Linked DNA regions of Homo sapiens: region 2 is linked to region 1. The links are chromatin loops, found by intact Hi-C in ENCODE. Cell type or tissue: CD14-positive monocyte. All regions are shown on one strand.

What was found. Hi-C counts contacts between places; a loop is a spot of excess contacts. Peaks named below come from ENCODE experiments on the same cell type or tissue, not always from the same donor. Only the 100,000 strongest peaks of a DNase experiment are listed, where the experiment ranks them.
Region 2: a loop joins it to region 1, with 2.2 times the contacts of the local background. A loop is called at or near these places in 2 of 110 quality-filtered maps.

The regions. Positions count from the first base shown.
Region 1 is chr5:131,941,478-131,949,477 of GRCh38, reverse strand. It overlaps MEIKIN (meiotic kinetochore factor), which reads left to right and starts at 3,815. Exons shown (of 13, transcript NM_001303622.2): 1 at 3,815-4,078; 2 at 4,229-4,322; 3 at 4,726-4,813; 4 at 6,783-6,843. The coding sequence starts at 3,973. In CD14-positive monocyte, no CTCF peak of the experiment used is centred here; DNase peaks (open chromatin) are centred at 4,567 and 5,327; H3K4me3 peaks cover 1,192 bases; H3K27ac peaks cover 1,803 bases.
Region 2 is chr5:131,801,063-131,809,062 of GRCh38, reverse strand. It overlaps MEIKIN (meiotic kinetochore factor), which reads left to right. Exons shown (of 13, transcript NM_001303622.2): 13 at 1,805-2,073. The coding sequence ends at 1,827. Among named protein-coding and RNA genes, the nearest start is that of FNIP1, 8.0 kb to the right of the region's middle. In CD14-positive monocyte, no CTCF peak of the experiment used is centred here; no DNase peak of the experiment used is centred here.

The DNA.
Region 1 (8,000 bases):
TGTCTGGAATATTACAGTGCTTTCTTAACTAGCCTTCATGTTTCCATTCCAGCATCCTCAAATTTCGCCATCCACATTTCAGCCAGGGCAATCTTTCTAAATTGAAAATCTAGATTGAAAATGCCACTTTCCTGCTTAATAGTCCTTCAGTGACTTCCCATAGTTTCCAGGATAAACTTCAAACTCGCTGGTTCAGCACACAGGGACTAGCATCTCTTCTACTCCCTCCTCTATGGAGCCTCGGCTCCAATCATATTCATTACTTTTGTAGTTCCCTAAAAGCATCATACTTTCTTGTGCCTACCTGCCTTTACACATATAGTCCCTTTCTCCTAGAATGCCCTTTCCTCTAATTCCCCTAACTCCAACCATTCATCTTTTAAAACTCAGATTCCAGCATCCTTTTCTCTGAGAAGCTTCCCACGTGGTTGATTGGTTGATGGTCCTTTTGCCCCACCCCCACGTAGACTGAGTTGCTTGAAGTTTTATGCCCAGTGCGGCTCTGGCTGATAGCAGATGCTAAAGAAATGTTAAGGAAAATCCCCTTGGTCCTTTTTCTTGTGTTGCATAGCATTAAGACTGCAATACCTGAAGGTATATTTCCTCTCTCACTGTAATTTATTCCATTCTTGTCATCCAAGCAAAAATAAACTGGTTTGTGGTTGGATTCCCATAGTTCACGGATAGCACCACAAAGATGCTCAGTGGGTTACTCCATAAGAAAACATCATTCAAAAGGATTTACTTTGGGCTCCAGTGAATCTCAAACCCACAAACTGGCTGTTTTCCCAAAAGATTTATTCAGAAATCTCTTTGACATTTGTTTTCCCATGGAAGTTAATATCTTCATGACTGTTCCAAGCCTAGTCAAATCCACCATGTGTTGAAATGAAATGCTGATTACTGAGTTTTGGGTCTAGGTATGGAAGCAGTGCAATGGGGAAATGGAAGAAGTTTGAACACTCATGATTAAACACTTGCACTGGTGTTTGCAGATTTGGAAGTGGAGTAGGGGGAGATAGATGACTGAATTTGAGATATCTCTGCCCTGTCTCATCCTTTTTAGGAGACACGTTTCTTTCCCCCTTTATAGGTTGACTCTAGGTGAAGTATCAAAGAGACCAAGTCTGTCTCTAGTTCCTTCACTTCCCCTTGCCACCAAGGAATTCAAGCTCCTCTCTTTGCTCCCCCTACTTTTCTCCCAGCCATGTGTTAGGAAGAATGGGAGTATGACAAGCGCAGCAGCCAGATGCCAGGAGAACCATGTTCCCTATGCCAATCATCTGTTTTAAATAGCTTCCCTACACTCTGGTTTCCTCAGTGGCAAAATGAGGGGGCATCTAGATCATCTCTAAGGACCCTTTTGGCTAAAGAAATCATATCAAAGTTTATTTCTGGTTTTGAAACCTGATACGTTAATTCCCACAAACCTATGGGAATTACTTGATGACATATCAGTGAATGTAATTCAGTATAGTGAGACAGAGTTCTAGGGAACAGGACCACCAAATGGCAGACCAGCTTTTGGTTTAACCTATTTTCATTTTGCAATGTTTCTTCCATTTCTGGGCCTAAGGCACCCCAGGCTCTAGACCTCCCAAATGTCATTTAAGAAGTCTGAATTTTTTTCACAACAGCCCCCAAAGGGAGAGGGGGGAGCATAAAGGCCTGGCTTGTAAACTAGAGACTGCCTGCCAGCATATTATGGACACGACTAAAGAAAGAATGTTGAAAGATGATAATTGCTTTATACTGCAGCAAGGCTGTGAGATCTTTAACTGAAGGACCATTTCTGATTCACTTCTGTATCCCCAGGACCTACCACAGTGCTTAATACAGATTAAGGTGTTCAGTAAATATTGATTCAATGACTCAAAACCCGAGGTAAAACCAGGTAAGAATGCCTACCATCTGTTCTTTAGAAAGCTAGATTTTGATGATTAATTATCTAGTAAATTGATTATCATAAATGTTTCTGTGAGCAGATTTTAAATAAAATATTCAGTGATTATATTACAAAAATACTGTGGATATATATGTGCTTATATTCGCACATACAAGACTGAGGTGTTACAGAAAAACCTTTAAGCTTTTCATAGTTTTATCTCTTCAAACTGCATTTTAAATGTTATGAAATATTTCCACTTTTTAGAATAAAAAGATGGTTATTGTTATGTGCATAATATGCTCATCTGATGTCGCCAGATGGTTCAACCTAGGGTATGGAGAGAAAGGGAGGTAATTCCAACATATCTCTAATTGACAGAGCAGAAGAGTTTGCTACCGAGCAGTCAATGGGCTCACTGCCTGATGAATGCAGAGGCTAATACCATGGCACTGGCTTTTGGGAAAAGAAAAGCTTTATTGCAAGTGGGCTGGCAAGGAGACAGGAGGAAATGCTCAAATCTGTCTTCCTAAGCTGGGGTTTGGTTTGGTTTTTATAAGCATAGGGTAAAGAGATGTGATCTGATTGGATCTTGTAATGAGGTGATGCTGGGAGGCATGATCTGACTGGATCCTGCTATGGGATGAAGCCAGAGCTCAACCCGGTTGGATCCTGCCATGCCATATCTACTTCTTAATTCAGTCCCTCCTCCTTGATCTGAGCACTTGGTTTCCCCTGTGGCTGCATGCTTGGTTCATCTAGGCATGCTCAGGTTACATGACCTCAGGGTTCATGGCAACTGAAAAACAACTCACAATTTTGTTACATAAAAGTTGAACCAAGGCTGGGCAAGGTGGCTCACACCTGTAGTCCCAAGAATTTAGGAGGCCAAGGCAGGAAGATCACGTGAGGCCAAGAGTTCAAGACCAGCTGGGATAACATAGCAAGACCCCGTCTCTATAAAAAAATTTACAAATCAGCTGGGCATGGTGGCATGTGCCTGTAGTCTTAGCTACTCGGGAGACAGAGGTGGGAGGATCACTTGAGCCCAGAGTTTGAGGCTGCAGTGAGCTATGATTGTACCACTCCACTCCAGCCAGGGTGACAAGCCAGACCCTGTCTTAAAAAAAAAAAAAAAAAAAAAAGAGGAGAAGGGGAAGGGGAAGGGGAAGAAAGAAGAAAGAAGAAAGGAGAAAAGAAGAAGAAGAAGAAGAAACAGATCGGTCTGGTGCAGCAACAAGTTGAGGCCCAGGGCACAAGGAGGAGAGCCCCTATGGAATCTTCTACCTTAACCACAAGGATGCCCAGATGTCTAGAGATGGCTCCTGGACACAGGCTAAGGGACTGTTTGTCGTCCAGAAGCAGCCTCCTAGAGCCCGGGATCTTCAGAGGCTTGGTTAGCCTCTTAATTACCATAGCTTCCCAGTCAGTTGCAGGCCCAGGGGACTGAAGTTGATTCCTCAGGGAGAAGCTCCTTGTCACTTTAAGGTGCATTCAGTCCTCTTTGTGACCTTCCTGCACTGAGGCCAACCCCTCACAAGACTGCCTGTGCTGGTGGCCTAAAACTCCATTACTAAGGCCTTATGCAGTGCTGATAGGGAGAGCTTGCTCAGAGGAAGTGTTGGGCCCACCCAAAGGAGGGAACGCCTTTACTCCTGCATGCCCAGTTGAATTAAGCATGCAGCCACAGGCGAAACCTAAGTGCTCAGACGGAGGAGGAGGGGCTGAATTAAACCTTTTTCTGGACGAGGAAAAAGTTTTTTCCAAAAAACTCTCGTTTCGCTGGAGTTGAAGGAACCTGCGCCAGAAGGCCAGAAACCACTGGGCCCCTATAGGAAGGCTGGGCGGCTGCCGCGCTCCTCCGTTTTCCCAGAAGCCTCTGCGCGGCCTCACAGAGATAAAAGCGCGGGAGCGAGGCCCGGCGGCTCCAGTTCTGGGGCTTTTGCTTTCGCTCGATTAGTTGCTGTGAGGCTGCTCCGCGGGCCTCGCCTGGACGCTGACTCCCTGTGACTTAGCCCTGATCCTCAGGAAGGCAGGCCATCGAGAGTCCAGAGGCACCCGTGGCCTGGGGGTAGGGTGGGATAGCAATGTGGCCGCTACGGGTCTATACCCGCAAAAAGCGGGAGGGTCAGAGGCTCAATCTCACCCCGACGCCAGACCTAGGCTCTCCAGCGAAGGCCGAGGCCCCGCCAGGTACAGGCTCAAGGCTCGCCCACCGTAAGCTCAGCCGAGCTGCCTCCGGGACGGGACCGAGGGCGGGCGGGGGTGCTAGGCCTCGGGCCCAGGACCCCCCCGAAGCCGGTGGGTAGGTTTCTTGCCCTGAAACGTGCCGCCCTCTCTCAGGTTCGAAGAGAAAAGGCAAAGTGCACGGCTTGTCGAAGATTGCAGAGAAAGCAGAGCGGAGCAGGCAGGGAGGTAGCGGCTCTGGGCCGTTCAGGTATGTAGCCTCCAGTAACAGCCCGATCCTAGCTTGCCACCTCAGAAAACTTCAAGCCGAATTTTCTGCTAGTAGCCTTTTATTCTAACAGTCAAGGAGCAAAACAAATACAGTACTCTGATTTTGCTCTTCTCAGAACATGGACCCCAAAATTTGACTTCAGGAAGATTTATTTTTAAAAAGGGGAAGGCTTGCCAATTTACGTAAAAGGAAGTGAGATAAATTGGTCGGTGAGCTATACGATTGTGTCACTGCATTTGGGTTTTGGTGCAAGTCACCACTCTGGTCCTTACTTCTTCCTAAAGATGTCCCTAAAGAGCCTTTCAGATTCTAAAGAGTCTGAACAGAGACGTGGAGAGCCAAATCCAGATGGTGCAAACTAATTGCGTTGTCTCTTTGTTAGCCCTCGCTTAGGAGTTACAGGAGAGAAAAGCCTGCAAGAAAATAGGTCTAGTGAAGACACCCAGGATGAGAAGATTGCATCGTTGCGTGTATGTATGCTTCTCTTTTAGTCCTTGGACACACTTAGTGTAGAGACTATCAGTACCTGATGTACCTCCGGATGAAAGAATAAAATGGGCTTTGTTCTGTAGATGTTACATAGCTCACCAGTATTTTTATAAACACTTACGTGTCTTTAGACAGGGCCTTGAATTTCTGACTTGGGTAGATTCATAGTCATGCATTTTTGTTTTTCTCTTTCTCTTGACACGTTTTTGGAGAAACGTCCATAATTGGTGAATTTTCTGTATGACAAATACAAAATGTTACTTAATAACTCCTTTTTTCATGTTTTCCATTTGATTTTCCATTAACAACTGGAAACATTCATTACTAAGGGTTTAATATGTTACAGAGCATTCTAATGTTTATTCATTAGAATATTTTATAACTTCTTGATGTGCTGTATTTAATATGAATTCTGTACTATATTTTAAAGTTGTACAGCACTAATTTAGGGAAGCTCAGATTTTAAAAATTGCTTGTGACTCATCTGACATTAACATTAAACTTCATAGTCAAGTTCCTTTTTTTTTTTTTTTTGGAGACAGAGTCTTGCTCTGTCACCCAGGCTGGAGTGCAGTGGCACAGTCCTGGCTCACTGACTGCAGCTTCTGCCTCTCGGGTTCAAGCGATTCTCCTGCCCCAACCTCCTGAGTAGATGTGATTACAGGTGTATACCACCACCCAGCTAATTTTTGTATAGAGGGGGTTTCTCCAGGTTGGCCAGGCTGGTCTCGAACTCCTGACCTCAAGTGATCTGCTCGCCACGGCCTCCCATAGTGCTGAGATTACAGGCTTGAGCCATCACACCTGGCCAAGTTCTATTTTTTTTTAACTTAATATTCCTTTATAACATGTTTTTGGGGGAAGGCAGTTTCAACACAAGACATTTTTTTAAAAGGCTTTTATCCATAGTTTAACAGTGTAAAGTAGTCCTTGTAGAGTATTTATACTATGAAAAAATAGTGTTTTGAAAGTTTCTTAAAATTTTTATATATTTCTGTTCCTTTTCTCCTGTGCTTTAAAAAAAATGACCAGTTGTCTTATTGTATATTCCCATACATTAAATAGTCTTCAAAAATATGACTTTCAGTGTCTTCATAGTGCTTTGTCTTGTAGATAGATACACTGTAATTTGTATTACTATTTCCCTGTGGTTGGGAAATTGAGATTGTTTCCAAGGTTTTGCTGTTATTGATATCCATAGACATTCTGTTACAGAAGGTTTTTGTGTACCTCACATTGTTACCCTAAGATAAATACTTTGCAGTGGATCACAGGTTGGATCATGTTTCAAGTTTTTTTATTCATGTTGATAAATCAGCACCATCTTACCTGAAACTTTTATATATATGTGTGTGTATATATATGAAATAGATAGATAGATAGATGAAAAGTAGCATGTTTTTTACTTTTCATTTCTTTGAATGCTGGGGAAGTCGATATTTTTTTTCTCAAATTATTGGCCATTTGTACTGTTTTGTGAAATGTCTATTAAATATTAAAGATAGCTATACTTTTGTACATACATATATAACCAATATTTCCATATTTGTTTACTTGCCTTTAATTTTATTTCTAGTATTTTAGACTTACTAGTCTTTTCTTTTGATTTATATATTTGCCTCTATAGATGGAAAAAAAGCCCCTCCCCACTAGGGAACCAGAAAAATATTCACCTCTATCTTCTATTTGCTGTCATCCCACAGTAGTTACTTGACTAGCATATTGTTGATTACAAGATATGTTCATAGTATTATATTTTAATATTTATTTTTAGGTTTAATATTAAATATCAGATTACATCTGAACAATAAACTGAATGAATGTATTATATATATGAAACATATAAAAAGTTGATGTTTTCATTTTTCTAAAATAAATCTGTACAAGATTATAATATAGAAATGGTCAATCTCATAATTTTGCTATAGCTTTAATTCTTATTTCACTTAGGAATCAGTTACTGATGACCTCCAGGTTGATAGTAGTTCATCAAATAGTGAACTAGTATCAGGTAAGACTGTCAAATGTGAACTCCCTCAGCTTTCTGTTTTTCCTCCAAACATAAGCATCCATCTGTATCTCTCCCCATCTTCCTATCTCAGTGGAAGAGGTATCTTTTCCCTACTCCAAAGTGAATCCTTCTGACTGTGCTATAGATCTCATCCTTAAAGCCTTTAAGCACATGCCAGTAAATGTGAAATTACTTGTGATAAGTACTGTAAAAGAGATTGACTTGAGTGTGATTGAGTTTACCTAGAGAAATTAGGGAAGACTTCCATGAGGGAATGGTAATTGAATTAAGATCTGAAGGAGAGTAGAAATTAACTATGCAGAGATGAGTAAAGAGAAATTCAGGCAGAGGGAAGCTCTAACATGGGACTGAGCATTATGTATTGAGTAACTGAAGAAGGCCAGTATGACTGCAGTACAGAGAGTAGGAGGATATGTGAGTGTAAGACAGGATTAGACAACCAGTTTGAGGCCCTGCATAGCCTTGTAGTCCATATAAAAAATATTGATGTTTATATTTGGAGCAGCAAAAAGTCATTGAAGTCATTTTAATAGAGAATGATATGATCACTTTAGCTGCAGTGTGGAAGAAGGACTGGAAAGAATCAGGAGTGCAGTTAAGAGGCTGTTCAAGTAGTTTAGGGGAGAAATAATGGCGCCTTCTACTAGGGTGGTGACATTGGAGATGGAAAAAAGGGTGCTGATGTGATGTGATGGCTATTTTAGGTAATGAGACAGGATTTGGCAAATGAAGAGTGAAGGAGATGGAGGTGTCAAAGATGACTACTGTTTCTGGCTTGTGTAACTGGATACAAGGTAGTGTCATTCACTGAAAGAAAAACTGGTTTGAAGAAAAGACTAGAAATTCAGTTTTTAGTATATTAAGTTATGAGTGCATTTAAGATGACTAAGTAGCAATATCAACCAGATAGTTGGATATGAAAGGCTGGAGATAGAAATTTGTGAGCCATCTACATATTGGTATAATCAAAGTTATTTTGAAAACAAGGATGCCACCAGCACATCAGAAATACAGAGGAATTCTTAAAAGCAAATGAGACAAGATTGATGAACATATCAACAGCAGGAAAAAAAACCACTGCAGAGGTAAAAGTAGCCTGGAAATACTCTAAACCCTTGATCAGTAAAGCAAAAGAC
Region 2 (8,000 bases), 140 kb after region 1:
GAGACAGAGTGTTGCTCTGTCGCCCATGCTGGAGTGCAGTGGTGTGATCACAGCTCACTGTAGCCTCGACCTTCCAGGCTCCAGCGATTCTGCCACGTAGCTAGGACTACAGGCAGGTGCTACCATGCCTACCTAATCTTTATGTATTTTGTAGAGACTGGGTTTCACCATGATGCCCAGGCTGATCTCGTACTCCTGGGCTCAAGCAATCTGCTCACCTTGGCCTCCCAGAGTGCTGGGATTACAAGCATGAGACACCACACTTGGCCCAAATTTACTTTTTACTTGCTCATTCTCACAGGAAGTATAGGGGTGATTTGAGAAAAAGAAATGACCCTAGAAACAAAAAGGCCAAGTGGGAGTTTTGCAAAAGTTCCAGTGAGCAAAGTTGAAAAAATAAGTATCTGAGCTAGTGTATCTCAAAATGTGGTGCTCAGGCCACCAGAGGAACTTATAAATAATGCAGATTCCCAAGTAATCGCCTCAGGGATCTGATTTAGGATTTTTGTAGGATTTAGGAGAACCAGTTTAAACTAGAAATTTTTTATTGGTATAATTGACAGGGCTTAGTGACTAACATAGGTACTGGTGCAGCGTAGTAAGAAAGAATGGTAGTTAGAGATGACTTTTGGGTCTCTAGTATTGTAAAGCATCAGAAATGATGCACTGTAGGTGATGGTGAGGGAGAATATAGGTCATGGCCTTGGATGTGTATTTGAAGACTGAGAATTTGAAGGGTAGGTGAGATAAGATAGTTGGGTGGGCTGATTACCCATTTGGGAAGTTACCCAGAAGTTCATGTGGAGAGGATGACTGTGAACCATTTTGCAAAGTCTTTAATGAGCGAGCAGTGTCTGAGGTCAGTAAACAGGGAGGAGTAGAGAGTAGTAGGTATAGCCAGCACTTCCCAGACTTTAATGTACTTGTGAATTGCTTGAGGATCTTGTTAAAATGGAGACTTTGATTTAGTACTTTTAGAATGGGACTGCTGATTCTACATTTCTCACAACCTTTTAGGTGATGCTGACATAACTGGTCCATGGACCCCACTTTGAATAGCAAAGATACAGGTGTCTGGTTCTCAGCTTAGCTGCACATCATACCTTCCTGGTTGTCTGATATGTGGGTCCCTTATCTAATTGGTATGGAAGATGGCCTAGATATCAGGATTTTAAAATCCTAGGTAGTTTTAGATGCAACAAAATTTCAGAGCCATTGATATCGGCTGATTTGGCCAGAGGATGAGGTATATGATAGTATGAAAGTGGCAGTGTTAACTAGGTAAAGCTGGTTCCACTCTGGATCTCTTGGCACAAGATGTGGGGGCAAAGGCCCCAGAATCAATCCTGTCTTCGGGATGGAACCTGGGTTCAACTGTAATAAAGGTTAGGAAAATGCAAAGGAAGGATGGGCAAGAGAATATGAGAGGCGACTTCCTGGGTGGTGGCTGAGGACAGGGTCATGAAAAGCACAACTGGATCAAGTGCTCCAGGTTACAAGGCTGGGGTTAAAGGCTCTGTGATGGCCACTGACAGCAATTTTTGCTGGGCTTTCCACCAGAATGTTATTGAGCAGATCTCCTTGCTTCTCCAAAGAGAACATGTCCTCAGCATGTCCTAGAAGGGATGAGCCAAATATTCCTTTTTTTTTTTAAATGGCCTCTGGATTTGTTTCCTAAGGCTTGATGGGCTGAAACTAGAGTGACCTGGGCATTAAGTGCTCTCTCCCCTGCAGACTGGTTATTAGTAAGTATTGGACACCTGCTTGTATACAAAGTAATCTATTGTTATTTTTTTTTCTCCAGATATCATAATAAAAATGGCATGAAAAAACAGCTGTGGCTGAATTTTCACCACTTTGAAGACAGGAGTGTGAAGTCAAAGTCTATAAAGCAGAATGTCTGCCTGAAATTATATGAAATTAAAAATTAAAAATTCTCCAGTTATTTGTGATATATCTCTATGTTGAAATTCTACTGAGGTTCTTGTCATTTACTTTTAATCAGTTAAGAAAAAAAATTATTCCATATGCTTCTTAAATATATGTATTTATATTAAAAGATAAAGAACCAAATCATTGGTATTAGAAGACTGTAAACTAAAATAGATGGTTTTAGCTATTTATAAAGAGGCTTCATCCCTGAGAGGTCTGAGAAGGAAAAAAGAAAGACAATGCCAGGGTACAATGTAACTTCCTTTGATTGTTTTTTTTTCTTCAAAGTTTATCGCTAGTACGATTAAAAGTAGTAAATCTTTCTCTAAAGCAATGTAGAGAAAAACAAAAACAAACAACAAAACAAAAAAGTAGTGAAGTTATTGAAGTGCTAAAAATGAAAATGCTTATATTATGAGCTATTTATAACAGAACTTAATTGAAACCACATGAGTGAGAGACCTAATTTCAGGTCTGACTGAAAGAAACTCTATACTCAAGGTTTGCTGAAGTAGGGAATGTATAATATGTATAATCAGTCCTACACTATTTAATACATTACCTTATCCCCCCCCAAAAAACCTTCTTTAGCTAATACTATCTGTAGGATTTTTAAAAATTTGGTAATATAACTTGCAGTATCTCAACAATTCCCTTCTTAAAAAGCAATGATCCTGTACAGTGAACAGAGTCCAGTTGTATAACTTGGAGAGATTTTAACTTGATTAGTCCTTGATGCTAAAGGGCTTTACTAATATTATACATTCATAAGAGTCAAATTTTCAAAACTTCAGGATTAAGAAAGATTGTAACATCTATGAGTTATTTTGCAGTTAAATAATCTGTATAGTATTTATTTTTAACAAGGCATCCCTATGAAGGTACTCTTATAATGATTTGACAAGGCTTTAAGCCACTAACAAAGCTATTTGTGATTTTGTGATTTCATCTGAAGATGAAATATGGAAAAGTTGTGAAGAAACATAGATGAGAACGTTAACGATGGAGACTAGCATAAAATTTAGACCTGTATTCTAAATTAATACTCAACTAAGTCAGCAACTCTTGTGGTGGTTTTAAAAGAAGAAATGTGATAAGCAGTGGGGAAGTAAGGAATGAAATAGAAGCCCTCTTCTCTGCCTTCAAGCAGTTTATATTTCAAGTGGGATGTGAGAGAATGAGAATGAATTATTTGCTAGTTTCTAATCAGGTGATAGGTTCCTGTGAGAAGGAAAGATACTTGATTCTTGGATTGGGCCTGGTGGGGTGGAAGAAATAAACATTTGATGGTTTCACATTGCTGATGAAGAAAATATAGGTAGCTCTGAGAGGTAAATGTTTGGCCAGGGCTATGTAATTTAGGAAGTGATGGAGCCAAGATACGGGGCAGGAGTATTTGAATATAATATTTTTTTCCTTCTCCCCAGAAAAGGCACATTCAATGTTTTTGTTTTATAGACTGCAGCACAAGGAAAGGTCAGAGGGAGGAAGGAATTGGAATTGGCATTGGCATTCAAGGCTTAGGAGTGGAGGATATAACAACTTCAATTATGATTAAGAGCAAGGAATGGCTGGGTGCGGTGGCTCACCCCTGTAATCCCAGCACTTTGGGAGGCCGAGGCAGGCGGATCACGAGGTCAGGAGATTGAGACCATCCTGGCTAACACGGTGAAACCCCGCCTCTACTAAAAATACCAAAAATTAGCCAGGCATGGTGGCGGGCACCTGTAGTCCCCGCTACTTGGGAGGCTGAGGCGAGAGAATGGCATGAACCCGGGAGGCAGAGCTGGCAGTGAGCCGAGACCACGCCACTGCACTCCAGCCTGGGTGACAGAGCAAGACTCTGTCTCAAAGAAAAAAAAAAAAAAAAAAGTAAAGCAGAAGAAGCCTGCTGGCTGGTGACATGAGAAGTCCAAAGAGGAATCCTATTGGCAAGTCCTTGGAAAAGGTTGTATGCGTAATCTTTACATCTGTTCCAGGCCTCAGAGGTCTTTCAGTGAATCTCCCTGGAAGAATATGAAAAAAGGAATTCATCTCTTTCTGGGATGAGGGATTCATAGTTTTTATCTATTTTCAGTGTAGTCTGCGATCTAAAAAAGGTTAATGAAACAACCTTTTTACTTCAGCATGTAACTAAACTTTATTTTTAAGCATTTAAAATTATATCTTAAAATTTTATCTCATTAAAAACAAATCTCAGGTCATAAGTACCTCAAAAGTTCAGTTAAAAGTGCATGAAAGAGCCAGGCACAGTGGCTCATGCCTATAATCCCAGCACTTTGGGAGGCTGAAGCAAGCAGATCACTTGAGCCCAGGAGTTTGAGACCAGGTTGGGCAACGTAGGGAGACTCCATCTCTACAAAAAAAGTACAAAAATTAGCTGGGAGTGGTGGTGCTTGCCTGTAGTCTCAGCTACTCGGGAGTCTGAGGTAGGAAAATTGCTTGAGCCCAGGAGGCAGGGCTGCAGTGAGCCATGGTCGTGCCACTGCACTCCTGCCTGGGTGACAGAGCAAGACCCTATCTCAAAAAAAAAAAAAAAAAAAGTACATGAAAGTTGATGTCATTTCCATTTTTAACTAGAACTTTTTTTCCCACCTCTCCAAGATATCATTCATCATGGTTTGTTCAGTAATGAATAGCCTTTTATGTTGTGTATATAGCATATATGTTTATATAAAGGTGTGATGCCCAAACTTTCCAGATAAGTTATCTTCAACCTCTCCTGCTCTACTCTTATTTTCTAACCAGAATTTTAAAATGTTTCATCATCTTACATGTTAAATCCTACCTTGACTCCATATGTTTTTCTAGCTAGCCTATCATTCTTCATCCGTTTGTATTCATGTTTCCTAAAGAGCGTGCTTTCTACTTTGTCACAGACCCCTCACCTTTCACCCTTCCTAAACATACCCAAACACACATAATTTGGCCTTAGCTTTGTTTCTCCGCTGACATTGTTCCCCTTAAGGCTCCCAGCAACCTCCTTGATGCTAATCTAAGGGGTATTTTTCAGTTCTCATCTTACCCAACTTCTTCCAGCTAATGATGTTATAGACTAGTACTTTCTTCCTAAAAGCCTCCAGAAAAGAATGACTTCTCTGAAACATTACCCTCCAGGCTTTCATCTCATCTTTAGCTCACTCTTTTCCATTTCTTACAAAGGCTCCTTTTTTTCTGCCCAATCTTTAAGTTTTGGTGTTTCCTGGGGTTCTGTTCTGGGGCATCTTCTCATGCAACACTTGCACTGGGTGATCTCATATACTCATGGCTTAGTTACCATCTCTGTGCAGCTGACCCCAAGTTTTTGTCTCTGTTATGGATATTGGTAGTGGACATGTGTGGTGACTTCCCCTGCATCTATCCATTGCCTTTCTAACTTTATCCTAAGTGGATTTTACATTTCTCAGCCATATGGTTTAGGTGGGATTGATCCCACCCATAGTTCCAGGGGTAGGCCTTTAATGGCATAAGCCAATGCATGTTAGCCTTCTCAACTCTGGCACAGTAATTGGTTCAGTGATGGGTCCAATGCCTAAAATGATCCTATTGGGATTAAATATCAGAGTTTTTTTCTTGGAATGCTGGGACAGACTTTTCTTTTTCTCTTGGACTTTCATCTGAAAGGATATATCCTGGAAGCTGCTGGCAGCCAGCTTATGTCCATGTTTGGAAACACTGCCTGGAATAGAGTCTGCACAGAGAAATTAGAGATGAGAAGAAGAAACTGAATTCTCGATACCATTGATGCAGTCCTTGGATAAAGCTGTGCCTGAACTGTTCATCTACACTAGATCCAGTTATGAGAGCTAATCAATTTCATTCTTTGCTTACGCTAGTTTTGTTTGGGTTTTCTATCATGTGCAATGTAGAACATCCTGACTAATGGACTCAATCAAAATCTTTCTAGAGTTTCCCGCATCATAGCATTTATCAAAATGTACTATAATTGCCTGTCCATTTTTTATTTTTATTTTGTATTTTTTGTGACAGAGCCTTGCTCTTTGTCACCCAGGCTGGAGTGCAGTGGCACAATCTCGGATCACTGCAACCTCCGCCTCCTGGGTTAAAGCGATTCTCTTGCCTCAATCTCCTGAGTAGTAGCTTGGACTACTACTGCTGGTAGCTGTGCACCATCATGCCTGGCTAATTTTTGTATTTTTAGTACAGACAAGGGTTTTGCCATGTTGGCCAGGCACGTCTTCAACTCCTGACCTCAAGTGATCCACCTGCCTTGACCTCCCAAAGTGTTGGGATTAACAAGCGTGAGCCACTGCACCCAGCCTGTCAATTGTTTTTTTCTCCCTAGACTGTAAGGTCCTTGATGCAGAAACTATGTCTTGTTCTTTATTGTATTGCTCGATTCTAGCACAGATACATATTAAGCATATTAAATGTTTGGAAAATATTTTTTGAAATAATTTTTGTCATAGTTTTGTGCACTTATAATAGAATTCAAGATGAGGATTTCAAGCCAATTTATATTTGAAGGAAAAGTTTGATTCCCTGAAATAACTTATGACAATCTGTAATAGCTTTTTTGTTATTTAGTTTCTTAAGGGCAGGGCCTGTACCCATCTTGTTCATATTGTATTCCTAGCACTTGGAACATAGTAGGTGCTTATTTTCACCATCCCTATTAGGTTGTTTCTGTTGCATACAAAATTCTCTACTATCTTCCATCTTAAAACAAAAGAAAACCAATTGTCCCTTTCCATCTCCTCTCTGCTCCCCATCTCAGCAAAAAAAGAGGAGTTGTCTGCATTTGCTTTACCACTTCCATTTTGCCCCCTTTATCTTTTGGAAACTGCTTCAGGCTTTCACTCACATTACTCCATTGAAACTGTTCTTGTGAAGATACCCATATTGACAAATCTAATGAACACTTGAATTTTCAGCATCATTCAACACAGTTGACTCATTTCTTTTTAGAGACATTTTCTTCTCTTGTCTTACTGCTGCTCCTTCTCATTCTTCTATGTTGGATCTTTCTCTTCCAGACCTGTAAGTGTTATCCTCTTTGGGTCTTAGTTCTGAACCCTCTTTTTTATATATACACTCCCTTCACGTAAAGTCATCCATTCCATTATTTTAAATTCTGTCAGCCGGGCGCGGTGGCTCACGCCTGTAATCCTGGCACTTTGGGAGGCAGAGGTGGGCGGATCACGAGGTCAGGAGATCGAGACCATCCTGGCTAACACAGTGAAACTCCATCTCTACTAAAAATACAAAAAAAAAAAAAAAAATTAGCTAGGCATGGTGGTGGGCGCCTGTAGTCCCAGCTACTGGGGAGGCTGAGGCAGGAGAATGGTGTTAACCTGGGAGGCAGAGCTTGCAGTGAGCCAAGATCGTGCCACTGTACTCCAGCCTGGGAGACAGAGTGAGACTCTGTCTCAAAAAAAATAAATAAAAATAAATTCTGTCTAGAAGCTGATGCCTCCCAAATTTCTCTCACTAATCCTAGCTTCTCCCCATATATTCTAGTCAGTATCTCCACATGGATGTCTTATAGGCAATTCAAACTTAATACATCCAAACTTAATATGCTTGGTTTTCCTCTTAAAATCCATGTGTTCCCTGGTCTTTTAATCAGGAAATAACTCCCACTAAGTTGCTCACAGCAGAAACGTAGGAGTCATCTTTTTCTTTCCTTCATTCCTATTAGAAGTGTGTATCTCCAAAATAACTTGCTCGCCACCATCAATTCTCTCCTAAAGTACAAGTAGTCACCTATTTCATCTCTGATTCCATTCTTCCTCTTTTAAAATTCCTTCTCCACAGAACAGCCACAGTAGAATCATAAATTGTGTTATGTCCCTCTCCTATTTCAAACCCCTCTGATAGCTTCCATCACACTCAGTCTAACCTCCTTTCCATAATTTACAAGGTCCTACATAATCTGGCCCCTTGTACCTTTCTAACCATTTCAAACCATCTCCCATTCTCAGAGTATATTTTAGTTCTTCTGGCTTCCTTTCTCCTCTTCAAACAGGCCAAAACCATTTCTCTCTTAGAGGCTTTGTACTTTTTCTTCTCTTTGCCAGAATGTTCTTCACCACCTTCTTCCTATA